Regions from separate parts of the Homo sapiens genome. Here region 1 is linked to region 2. Evidence: read pairs that join two places in POLR2A ChIA-PET (ENCODE). Cell type or tissue: PC-9. All regions are shown on one strand. Links, peaks and the distances in the headings refer to the core of each region. The heading gives the core; the rest is flanking DNA. Region 1 has its middle 2.9 kb from the start of LINC01882. Region 2 has its middle 6.1 kb from the start of PTPN2.

Region 1 (5,377 bases), core at 134-5,133, 140 kb after region 2:
ATCAAGATGAAATCAGTCCACTACTCCACAACAGAGGAAAGGAAGAGTATGCATGGAATATAGGAGATCCATTAGGGCGTCTCTTAGTATTACCATGCCCTGTGATTAAGGTCAATGGGAAACTACAACAGCCCAATCCAGGCAGGATTACAAATAACCCAGACCCTTCAGGAATGAAGGTTTGGGTCATTCCACCAGGAAAATAGCCACAACCTGCTGAGGTGCTTGCTGAAGGCAAAGGGAATACAGAACGGGTAGTAGAAGAAGGTAGTTATCAATACCAGCCATGACCACGTGACCCGCTGCAGAAGCGAGGACTGTAATTGTTATGAGTATTTCCTCCTTCTTTCGTTAAAAACATGTTTGTGCATGCATACACTTGTGCTAAGAAAATAACTTCATTTTATTTCCTTTCTCCTTTATCATGTGACATAAGATTTATTGACTTCATGTTAGCATTTAAGTACTGTTAACTTTATGTAATAGTATTGGGGTTGGGGATTGGTGCATTTCCAGTTGTACGAAGGATAGTTGTATTATGTTAGGCGTAATTATGACCTTATTGTTGTCCTTATTTGAAGATTATGTATGATCTCAGGAGTTGTGTATGGGTTCAAGTTGACAAGGGGTAGACTTGTGATGGTTAATACTGTCAACCTGATTGGATTGAAGGATACAAAGTATTAATCCTGGGTGTGTCTGTGAGGGTGTTGCCAAAAGAGATTAACATTTGAGTCAGTGGGTGGGGAAGGCAGATCCACCCTTAATTTGGTGGGCACAATCTAATCAGCTTCCAGTGAATATAAAGCAGGCAGAAAAATATGAAAAAGAGAGATGGGCCTAGCCTCCCAGCCTACGTCTTTGTCCCATGCTGGATGCTTCCTGCCCTTGAACATCGGACTCCAAGTTCTTCAGGTTTGGGACTCGGACTGGCTCTCCTTGCTCCTCAGCTAGCAGACAGCCTATTGTGGGACTTTGTGATCGTGTAAGTTAATAAAGTTAATACTTAATAAACTCATATATATTCTATTAGTTCTGTCCCTTTAAGAGAACCCTGACAAATACAGGAGGTAATTAAGGTTAAGGTTCAATGGGGTCATAAGGGTGGGCCCTGGTCCCATGGATCTGGTGATCTTAGAAGAAGAGAAAGAGGCTGGGTGAGGTGGCTCATGCCTGTAATCCCAGCACTTTGGGAGGCTCAGATAGGAGGATTGCTTGAGCCCAGGATTTCAAGGTTACAGTCAGCTATGATTGTGCCACTGCACTCCAGCCTGGGTGAGACCTTGTCTCTAAAAAAAAAAAAAAAAAAAAAAAAAATATATATATATATATATAGTGTTATATTTATAGTAATATATATAATTATTATTTTTTAGACACAGGGTCTTACTTTGTCACACAGCCTGGAGTGCAGCCGTTCAAACAGCTCACTGCACCCTCCACCTCTTGAGCTCAGGCGATCCTCCCACCTCAGCCTTCTGGGTACCTAGGACCACTTGTGTGTGCCACCATGCCCCACTAATTTTTAAACTTTTTGTAGAGATGGGGTCTCGCCATGTTGTCCAGGCTGGTCTCAAACTCCTCGGCTCAAGTGATCCTCTCACCTCAGCCTCCCAAAGTGCTGGAATTACAGGTACGAGCCACTGTGCCTGGCCCTAAAAATTTCATTCAAATTAAAAAAAAAAAAGAAAAGAAAAGAAAAGAAGAAAAGGGACATCAGACCTAGTCCCCAAACTTCTCCCACTTGCACACACTGAGGACATAGCAAGAGGGCAGCCATCTGCAAGCCTGAAACAGAGGCCTCATCAGAAACCAGCCCTGATGGCAGCTCTGTCTTAGGCTTCCAGGCTCCAGGGCTGTGAGACTGTGTGAGCCGCCCAGTCTGTGGCATCTTTCTACAACAGCCCGAGCTGGCTTAGTACACTTATTGTCCTATAAAATGTTCCACCTTTGAGATGTATCTGATTGTTTCCTTGTGATGTTAACTCCTCCATCCCCTGTGTTTCCCACATGTTAGAATTTAGATCTAAAATCTTTCTTAGACTCAGGTTAACCCCGTATGGCCAGTCTTCAGGAGTGATGCTGTCAACTGCCCATGGCATTCTATTCAATGCACATTATTCCTGGTTGTCCAAGATTGACAACGTTAAAGCACTCATGTAGGGCCACGGGAGCTGATCTCTCCATTGTAAACACATGGCTTTTAAGTTATGACTGAGTTATTTTATTTTCAGAGCTCAAGATTGCTCTAAATATTTACATTAATGAGCTGAGAAAAATCAGGACAACTTGCAGAGTACCCTGAAACAAATGGTCATGTTGGAGACACAGCTAGATATTCAGGCTCAGAAAAATTTATCATTTAAAAATGATGGCCAGGTGCAGTGGCTTATGCCTGTAATCCCAACACTTTGGGAGGCCGAGGTGGGCAGATCACGAGGTCAGGAGATCAAGACCATCCTGGCTAACAGTGAAACTCCGTCTCTACTAAAAATACAAAAAATTAGCCAGGTGTGGTGGCAGGCGCGTGTAGTCCCAGCTACTCGGGAGGCTGAGGCAGGAGAATGGCGTGAACCCGGGAGGCGGAGCTTGCAGTGAGCCGAGATCGCGCCACTGCACTCCAGCCTGGGTGATAGAGTGAGATTCCATCTCAAAAAAAAAAAAAAAAAAAAATACAGTTTTAAAAAGTAACGTGTTTTTTTCCCTTGCCTTTCTGATGATAGATGTATCAGTTAGGATGCTCTTGGTTGTGAGTCACAGACAACTTGATATAAATCTAGTTAAATCATAAGAAAGACTCCAGAAGTAGGGCAGGCTCCAAGGTGAGTATAACCCAGCCCCAGGGCTGACACGGGGACCTCGATTTGCTCTGTCTCCAACTCCATCCTCAGCAGCCTGGACGCACCCTGAGGCCCAAGCCTGCTGAGGTCACCAGATGGCCAGTGTCACATGCATCCTCATGTCAGCCAGCAGGAAGGAGCAGTCCTAGGAGAGATGGGATGCCTTCAACTGGAAGCAGATATTAAAAGCAGAACCTCTCTTGGCAGCATGTAGAGCTGGGCCTTCATGGCGGGCCTCCAGTGTTTCTGCCTTCCTGGCATCATAGCTGCAGCTTCCTGGTACAGTTCTTTATTCTCCTCATACACCCCCAGCATATGCATTTTGGGTGAGCTGGTGTCCTCTGATCCCCGTCTGTCAGGTGCATTATGTGACCAATTCCAGATGTGGTTGTTAGTTTAGGATATTGCCTGAGTTCCCGAGTTTTTTCAGGTACCTTGGAGAAGGGGAGCATTTGCCCCAGATGTGAGGCTGGGAAGGTGTCAGCCTGGTGTTGCTGGGATCCGCCCAGTGGAGACAGCCCGGAACTGTGTCCAGTCCCAATGAGGGGAGCACTAACCACTGGAGAGGGTCCAGGTCCTGAGGACATCATTAGAGCCCCCCGATCCAGTTGTGTCTGAAGCTAAATTGCATCCCTGTAGTGTTATTGGTCAATTTTTTGTGTGTTATCTTAAGTCATTTGGACATCAACTGTCATTTGCAACCAAGGAGTTAACTGACTATATACAATACTATACCATGCTATACTATACGTACACACGTGTGCACGCATGCACACACACAGGCACACAGTTACAGTGCAGCACACAGAAGTGTGATGGTAGCTTCTGGAGTTTGGAGTCAGCCATGCTTCACCCATGCATGTTGCGTGTATTCACCCCCAGGCTGAAGACCCCTCTGTGTGCACTTGCTGGTGGTCTCTGGCTGCTGGTGCTGGAGCAGTGCGGGTGAATCCCGGTCTGCGCTCCGGGGACACAGCCTTGTCCACATGCTCCTGAGTGGTGGGCCAAGCACATTCTCTCAGGGCAGAGCAAGGGCGCCGTCCTGGGCTTTGCTTCTTCCAGCGCAAGCTGCTGCAAGGTTGGCGAACCATTTTCAGTTATTTGTCCTAATCAGGCACACATGGCACTGGCACATCTGGGTGAGTGTGGGCTCTCATTCTCTTCTCCACCCACCTACCAGTGCAGGCAGCAAGAAGCACCGCCGAGGTGGGAGGCCCAAGGCCAGCACTGGCTGGGAAGGAGGATGAAGGACCCAAGTGGAGACAGAGGGAGAATCCCTGGGAGCAGCCTTAGGGGCCCAGGTCTCTGTCCCATGCCTCACGTGACACCTCCTCCACCTGGTGCCAAGTCTAAGTCCTTTATCGTGAGACCTTTCCCTGAGCTCCCAAGCCTAAGGTTTCGTGTTTTACTCCCAATTCCCAGCTCCAGATTCTCCTGAACTAAGCCATAACTCTATTTACATCCACTGTTGGTATCACGTGTTTTCCTGAGACTTAGAAGGTAAAGAAGATGGAAGGTTTCAGGGAACCAGAGTATGACAGGCAGATGTGGACACTGCAGCCACCAAGGGCGACTTTGTCTCTTCACGATTTCGCTTGGGCATGGCCTTGAATGTGGGTTAAACTGACAAAGTCTCAAGGATTTCATGTGTCGTCTGCAGAAGCTTCAGCTGTGCCTGACTCAGGGTATCGGAATGATGGCGGCACTGCTCTGTTGACCTTGGCATCTGACCTCATTCTTTGTCCTCTTGGCTCCAGCAGGCTTCCAAATGATCATTTTTAACTTTTTTTTTTTTAAACAGCCTTGTCGGTTGGTGCTTTGGTTGTATTCAGCTTTTGTGTTCAAGTTCAGAGCAGTTTCAAGTGAGTAGCGTTCACAACAGATGGCCCCTGTGGCTGCCCTCCCTCGAGCAAACCCCCGGGTTCCCAGAGCAGGCTGTTGACTCTGCCAAGACACCTGTGCCTTTTGCGGTTTCTTCTCTGTGGCATTTGAGGGTGCAGTCACTGAAAAAGCAACCCCCGGGGGAAAGGTTCTTAAACATGTCTGTTCACATTCACTGCCTCTTGGAAAAGAAGAGCTTCTCTGGATCTCCACTGTCTTCACCACATTCCGAGTCCTTGCCACGGCCTTGGGATGGCTGTGCAAAGTCACGAGCTTGTCTGACAGCCAGCGATGCTGTTTATCATGATAGAGATTTGAGTGAGGCTGGGCGCGGTGTCTCACACCTGTAATCCCAGCACTTTGGGAGGCCGAGACAGGTGGATCACTTGAGGCCAGGAGTTCGAGACCAGCCTGGCCAACATGGCGAAACCCTATCTCTACTGAAAATACAAAAAATTAGCCAGACGTGATAGTGGGCGCCTGTAATCCCAGCTACTTGGGAGGCCGAGGCAGGACAATCACCTGAACCCGGGAGGTGGAGGCTGTAGTGAGCCGAGATAACACCAATGCACTCCAGTCTAGGTGACAGAGCGCAACTCTGTCTCAAAAAAACAAAAACAAAAACCCCAAAAACCAAAAAACAAAAAACTGATGTC
Region 2 (5,377 bases), core at 67-5,066:
AATAAATAAAAAGCTCTAGATTTCAAGAATTAAGGAGACTTGAGAACCATCTAACACATACAAAGGAATATGGTTCTAACAAAGTACTCAAGAACTAATCATTTTAGGGACTGGCATGGTGGCGCATACCTGTAATCCCAATGCTTTGGGAGGCCAAGGCAGGAGGATCACTTGAAGCCAGGAATTTGAGACTGGCCTGGGCAACATAGTGAGACTCCATCTCTACAAAAGAAATTTAAAAATTAGCCGGGCGTGGTACATGCCTGTAGTCCCAGCTCTGGAGGCTGAGATGGGAGGCTCTCTTGAGCCCAAGAGTTGGAGTCTGCAGTAAGCTATGATCGCACCATTGTACCCCAGCCTGGGAGACAGAATGAGATCCTGTCTCTAAAACAACAACAAAAGACACATGAATCATTTTTAGAATACTGATCAAAGTCACCTAGTTTTCATCTTCCTTTATCCATTATTTATTCTTTCTTCCAAGACTAATCAAGGCAAAATTGTGATATTTATCTTAACAACGTGGTAAAGTATATATCTGTCACTCTCTGGTAACTTCTCTTCCAACAGATTTTTATGCCACCCTTTGTCCTCTGGAATGGTTCAATGCAGCTTGATTTGCTAGGACTGTACTTCTATTGTAGAACCCCAAACTCAGACCTGTGTACCCCATGAGCAGCTGGGGCCAAACACTGAGACACTGGTGCTTGGAGATAGAGAAAGGTTTATTCAATTTGACCAAGGCAAGAGGGCAGGAGGGCAAGATCTCTCAAATCTGTCTTAACAAAAAGGTGAAGCAGGGAGTTTTTGTGCAGCTAGACAAAAGGGAGGGGGAGTTTCAGGGAACCGATGGGAAAGTCTGTGTTTCTTCAGTCTCAGATAGTGCCTTGAACAACCAGACTTCTGGGCATCAACAGCCGGTCATGACATCCTTAACAGCATCCATTCCCTCTGCAAAAATGTTTTGTGACCTTGAAGTTATCTTCTCCTCTTGGTGAAGAAACAGCACATCAGCAGTTTATCATTATATTGAGGGAGCAAGGGATATTGGCAGAAAGCGGGCAGTTAACATGTGCAAGCAGGCAAGGGCCTGATCAGAATGTTCATGGTTTCAGCCACTAAAAATGCGGGGTGCTGAAATCTCAAAGGGCCCGGTTACACTCCTCACTCCCCCAGTCAACATTCATTCACCCCGCAGGTGTAAGACCTATAGCTGCTTCCAGTTCCTGCCACTCTGGTGGGGTGAGGTATTATCTCATTATAGGAGTAACTGGCATTCTCTAGTGACTAATGAGGGTAAGGTTCATATGCTTACTGGCCATTTGGATATCCTCTTCACAAAATGCCTACTCAAAAATCTCTTGCCCGTTTTCCTATTAAGCTATCTTTCTCATACTGACTTGTAGGCGTTCTTTATTTTGGGCCTGAGTCTTTTGGGGAAGTATTCACTGCAAAACGTCTACTCTGCAGTTCACCCTTTTCCTTAATGCTGTCATTTGATGAACAGAAATCCTTAATTTTAAGGTACTTCCATTCAAAAGTTTTTTCATTGAGAAGCTTAAGGATTTTTTTTCATTGAGAAGCTGAGGGATGAAACTCTAAGGAGTCCCAGATCTTCTTAGAGAAGGCGTGCCTCTAGCCCGCTGCATGGAGAGCCCTCCCTGTGGGGGTGCATTTGTGGAACTAGCTGGAAACCTTGTACAGCTGGCTGCCATATCAAATGACCATGGACTTGGTGGCTTAAGACAACACCATTTATCCTCACTTAGTTCTAGAGGCCAGAAGTCCAAAACCAAGGTGTCTGCAGGGCTCTGCTCCCTTGGAAGGGTTCAGGGAGGAGCCTTCATTGCCTCTTCCAGCTTCTGGGTGCTCCAGGTGTTCCCCGTAGCTGAGTGACTAACCTCTGCCTCCATCTTCATATGGCCCTTTCCTGTCTCAAATCTCTCCCTGCCCTTCTCCTAGAAGGACAGTTGTCATTGGATTTAGGGCTCACCCTGATAATCCAAGATGATCTGATCTTAGGATTTGTAGCTCAATCTGCAAATACCCTTTTTTCATAGAAGGTCACATTCACAGGTTCCAGGCAGACACATTTTTGAGAGGCCCCCATTCAATCTACTCTATTGCCCTCTGGGTGTATGGGAAAGTTGCTCACGGGGAGATGTCTCACGGGAGGTACTCTGCTACAGACGCACCCCCAGGAGCAAGGTGCTGGGGGAGGCTGCTGGTCACTGGAGTCAGCCCAGCAAGCACAGTTCCCCTGTGCGGTTCCCAGCAAGCCCTTTCTCCTTAAGTGTCTCTCCACTCCCCCTACTGACAAAGCTTAACACTGTGTCAGCTGGCAAAGGAAAAATATTTAAAGGGCCCAGATCCATTCTCATAGAGAAGGTGAAAAAGGAAGCCTTGAGCTTAATGTCAATAAATTGATAACTGACATATTTAGGGACTATGATAGTTCATTGGAAGGCCTACCACATATTCTGTGTAGTTGGGTTAGGTAGTTATTTTTGGAAGTTTTTTTTTTTTTTGAGACAGAGTCTCACTCTGTCACCCAGGGTGGAGTGCAACAGGCGCCGTCTTGGTTCACTGCAACCTCTGCCTCCCAGGCTCAAGCAATTGTCTTGCCTAGCCTCCTGAGTAGCTGAGATTACAGGCATGTGCCACCACACCCAGCTTTTTTTTTGAGACGGAATCTTACTGTGTTGCCCAGGCTGGAGTGCAGTGGCGCAATCTTGGCTCACGGCAACCTCTGCCTCTCAGGTTTGAGCGATTCTCCTGCCTCAGTCTCCTGAGTCACTGGGATTATAGGCACGCGTGACTACGCCCAGCTTATTTTTATATTTTTAGTAGAGACTAGGTTTCATCATGTCGGCCAGGCTGACTCACTCACCTTGGTCCCACAGAGTGCTGCAATTATAGGTGTGAGCCACCACACAGAGCCTGAAATTTTTTTTTTTTTTTTTTTTTTTGAGACGGAGTCTCGCTCTTTCGCCCAGGCTGGAGTGCAGTGGCGCCATCTCGGCTCACTGCGAGCTCCGCCTCCTGGGTTCACGCCATTCTCCTGCCTCAGCCTCCCCAGTAGCTGGGACTACAGGCGCCCACCACCACGCCCGGCTAATTTTTTGTATTTTTAGTAGAGACGGGGTTTCACCGTGTTAGCCAGGATGGTCTCGATCTCCTGACCTCGTGATCCGCCCGTCTCGGCCTCCCAAAGTGCTGGGATTACAGGCGTGAGCCACCGCGCCCAGCCCCGAAAGTTTTTTTAAAAACCGTAATTTATTTGGTCTTTTACTAAAACCATTTTTGGAGGCTGTGGATGAAGCTGAATAAATATTAGGATTTTTTGTTTGATACATTAATTGCATTTGGTCCAAACCTAGGCAGCAGATATACTTTGTGGCTCCAAAATATGGAATGAGTGAATCCCCATCTTGATCCTATGTGGCTCATATCTATCACTTTGTAATTGCTGGCAATTTTAGAGAATTTAGGTGCATTATGTGGCTTTGAAGCCATATACAGTCTTTTGCTATATTCACTAGGTGATGGTAGTTTATGAAATACTGTGTAAGATAATGTGCCTGGTTTCCATTTCTAAATGAAATACCGTTTATTTTTATTTAAATTAAAAAAGTTTTCACTCGAGTGAGGAATTTTTTAGTTTTATTGAGGTTAGCATACATATAATAAAGTCCAAAAAATCTTAAATGTGGAGCTCAATGACATTTTATACACACATGTACAAATACGTGTATATTATACACAACAGTGTACCACCAACCAAATCAAGATATGGAATATTTCCAGGACCCCTGAAGATTCTCTCATGCTTCTTCCCAGGCAACACCCCCACCCTACCAGAGGCAGCCCCCAGCTGCCTCCAGAGGTAATCACTATTCTGTTGTCTATTTTTGAACTTCATATAAAATGGAAACATATAGTTATGCTCTTTTGGATGTAGCACCATTTATTGAAGACACATTACTTTAAGCCTTTGTGAAATACACACACACAAAGATACACACCGGATGACTATATGTGTGAACCTGTTTCTGGACTTTGTTTAGTTCCACTGGTCAGCTTGCCTTGGTCAGCTTGCCTTTCCTTGCGTCGATACCACATATCTTTATAAGAGATCTTGATATCTGGAGGGATAATGTCTTCCAGATCTGTTCTTCTTGGCTACTTTTGGCCCTTGAGTTCTTCTTTAGACTCTATTCTGTTCCATTCTTCTATTTGTCTATCTTCACACTAAGAACACGCTGTTTTAATTATCGTAGCTTTAGAGTAAATCTTATTATCTGGTGAGGTAAAACTTCCATTTTCTTCTTCCTTAAGATTATTTTGGCTATTCTTGGCCCCTTGCATTTTTATTTGTAAATGGTAGCATCAGCTTGTCAATTTCCACTACAAAAATATGGTGAGATTTTGATTGAGATTGCACTGAATTCATACATGACTTTGAGAAGCACTGGCAACTTTACAATACTAAAGTTTCCAAGACATTACATCGTATATCCTTCCATTTATTTAGCTCTTCTTTCATTCCTCTGAGTGATATGTTGTGGTTTTCAGACTAGAGGTTTTGCTAATCTTTTGTTAAGAATTTTTCGGAATAGTTTATATTCCAATGTTTAAAAATTTTCTAGTTGCTGTTGCTATGTAGAAATACAACTGCTTTTTCTGCCGGGCGCAGTGGCTCACACCTGTAATCCCAGCACTTTGGGAGGCCAAGGTGGGCGGATCACGAGGTCAGGAGATCAAGACTATACTGGCTAACACGGTGAAACCCCATCTCTACTAAAAAATTAGCCAGGCGTGGTGGCGGGCACCTGTATTCCCAACTACTTGGGAGGCTGAGGCGGGAGAATGGCGTGAACCCAGGAGGCAGAGGTTGCAATGAGCTGAGATTGCACCGCTGCACTCCAGCCTGGGCGACAGAGTGACTCCATCAAAAAAAAAAAAAAAAATACAACTGCTTTTTCTTATATTGACTTTGTTTTCAAAGACATCTCTAAATTCAATTTTTTTTTCTAATTTTTTTATTTTTAGAGATGGAGTCTCACTATGTTACCCAGGCTGGTCTCCAACTACTGGCCTCAAGTGATCCTCCCACTTTGACTTCCCAAAGTGCTCGGATTACAGGTGTGAGCCACTGCACCTAGCCTAAATTCACTTATTAATCTAATAGTTGACCTGTAGATTACTTTGGATTTTCTATGTGTACAATATATTGGCTATAATATCAACTTTGTTTCATCCTTTCCAATCATTATACCACTTCTTAATTTTCCTCACTTGTTGCTATAACTATACAGTATAGAACAGAAGTGATGATAGTGGCCATCCTTATCCTGTGTCCAAGCTCAAGTGCGGG

Evidence for each region. Peaks named below come from ENCODE experiments on the same cell type or tissue, not always from the same donor. Only the 100,000 strongest peaks of a DNase experiment are listed, where the experiment ranks them.
Region 1: POLR2A ChIA-PET joins it to region 2 with 5 read pairs; 23 of 35 experiments call an interaction of 5 or more read pairs at or near these places.

What each region holds. Positions count from the first base shown.
Region 1 is chr18:12,749,677-12,755,053 of GRCh38, reverse strand. No RefSeq gene overlaps it. Among named protein-coding and RNA genes, the nearest start is that of LINC01882, 2.9 kb to the right of the region's middle. RefSeq lists an enhancer at 4,575-4,694. In PC-9, for the core only: no CTCF peak of the experiment used is centred there; no DNase peak of the experiment used is centred there.
Region 2 is chr18:12,887,615-12,892,991 of GRCh38, reverse strand. No RefSeq gene overlaps it. Among named protein-coding and RNA genes, the nearest start is that of PTPN2, 6.1 kb to the right of the region's middle. In PC-9, for the core only: CTCF peaks have their summits at 2,106 and 2,305; DNase peaks (open chromatin) are centred at 1,251, 2,331 and 2,831; H3K4me3 peaks cover 432 bases; H3K27ac peaks cover 3,634 bases.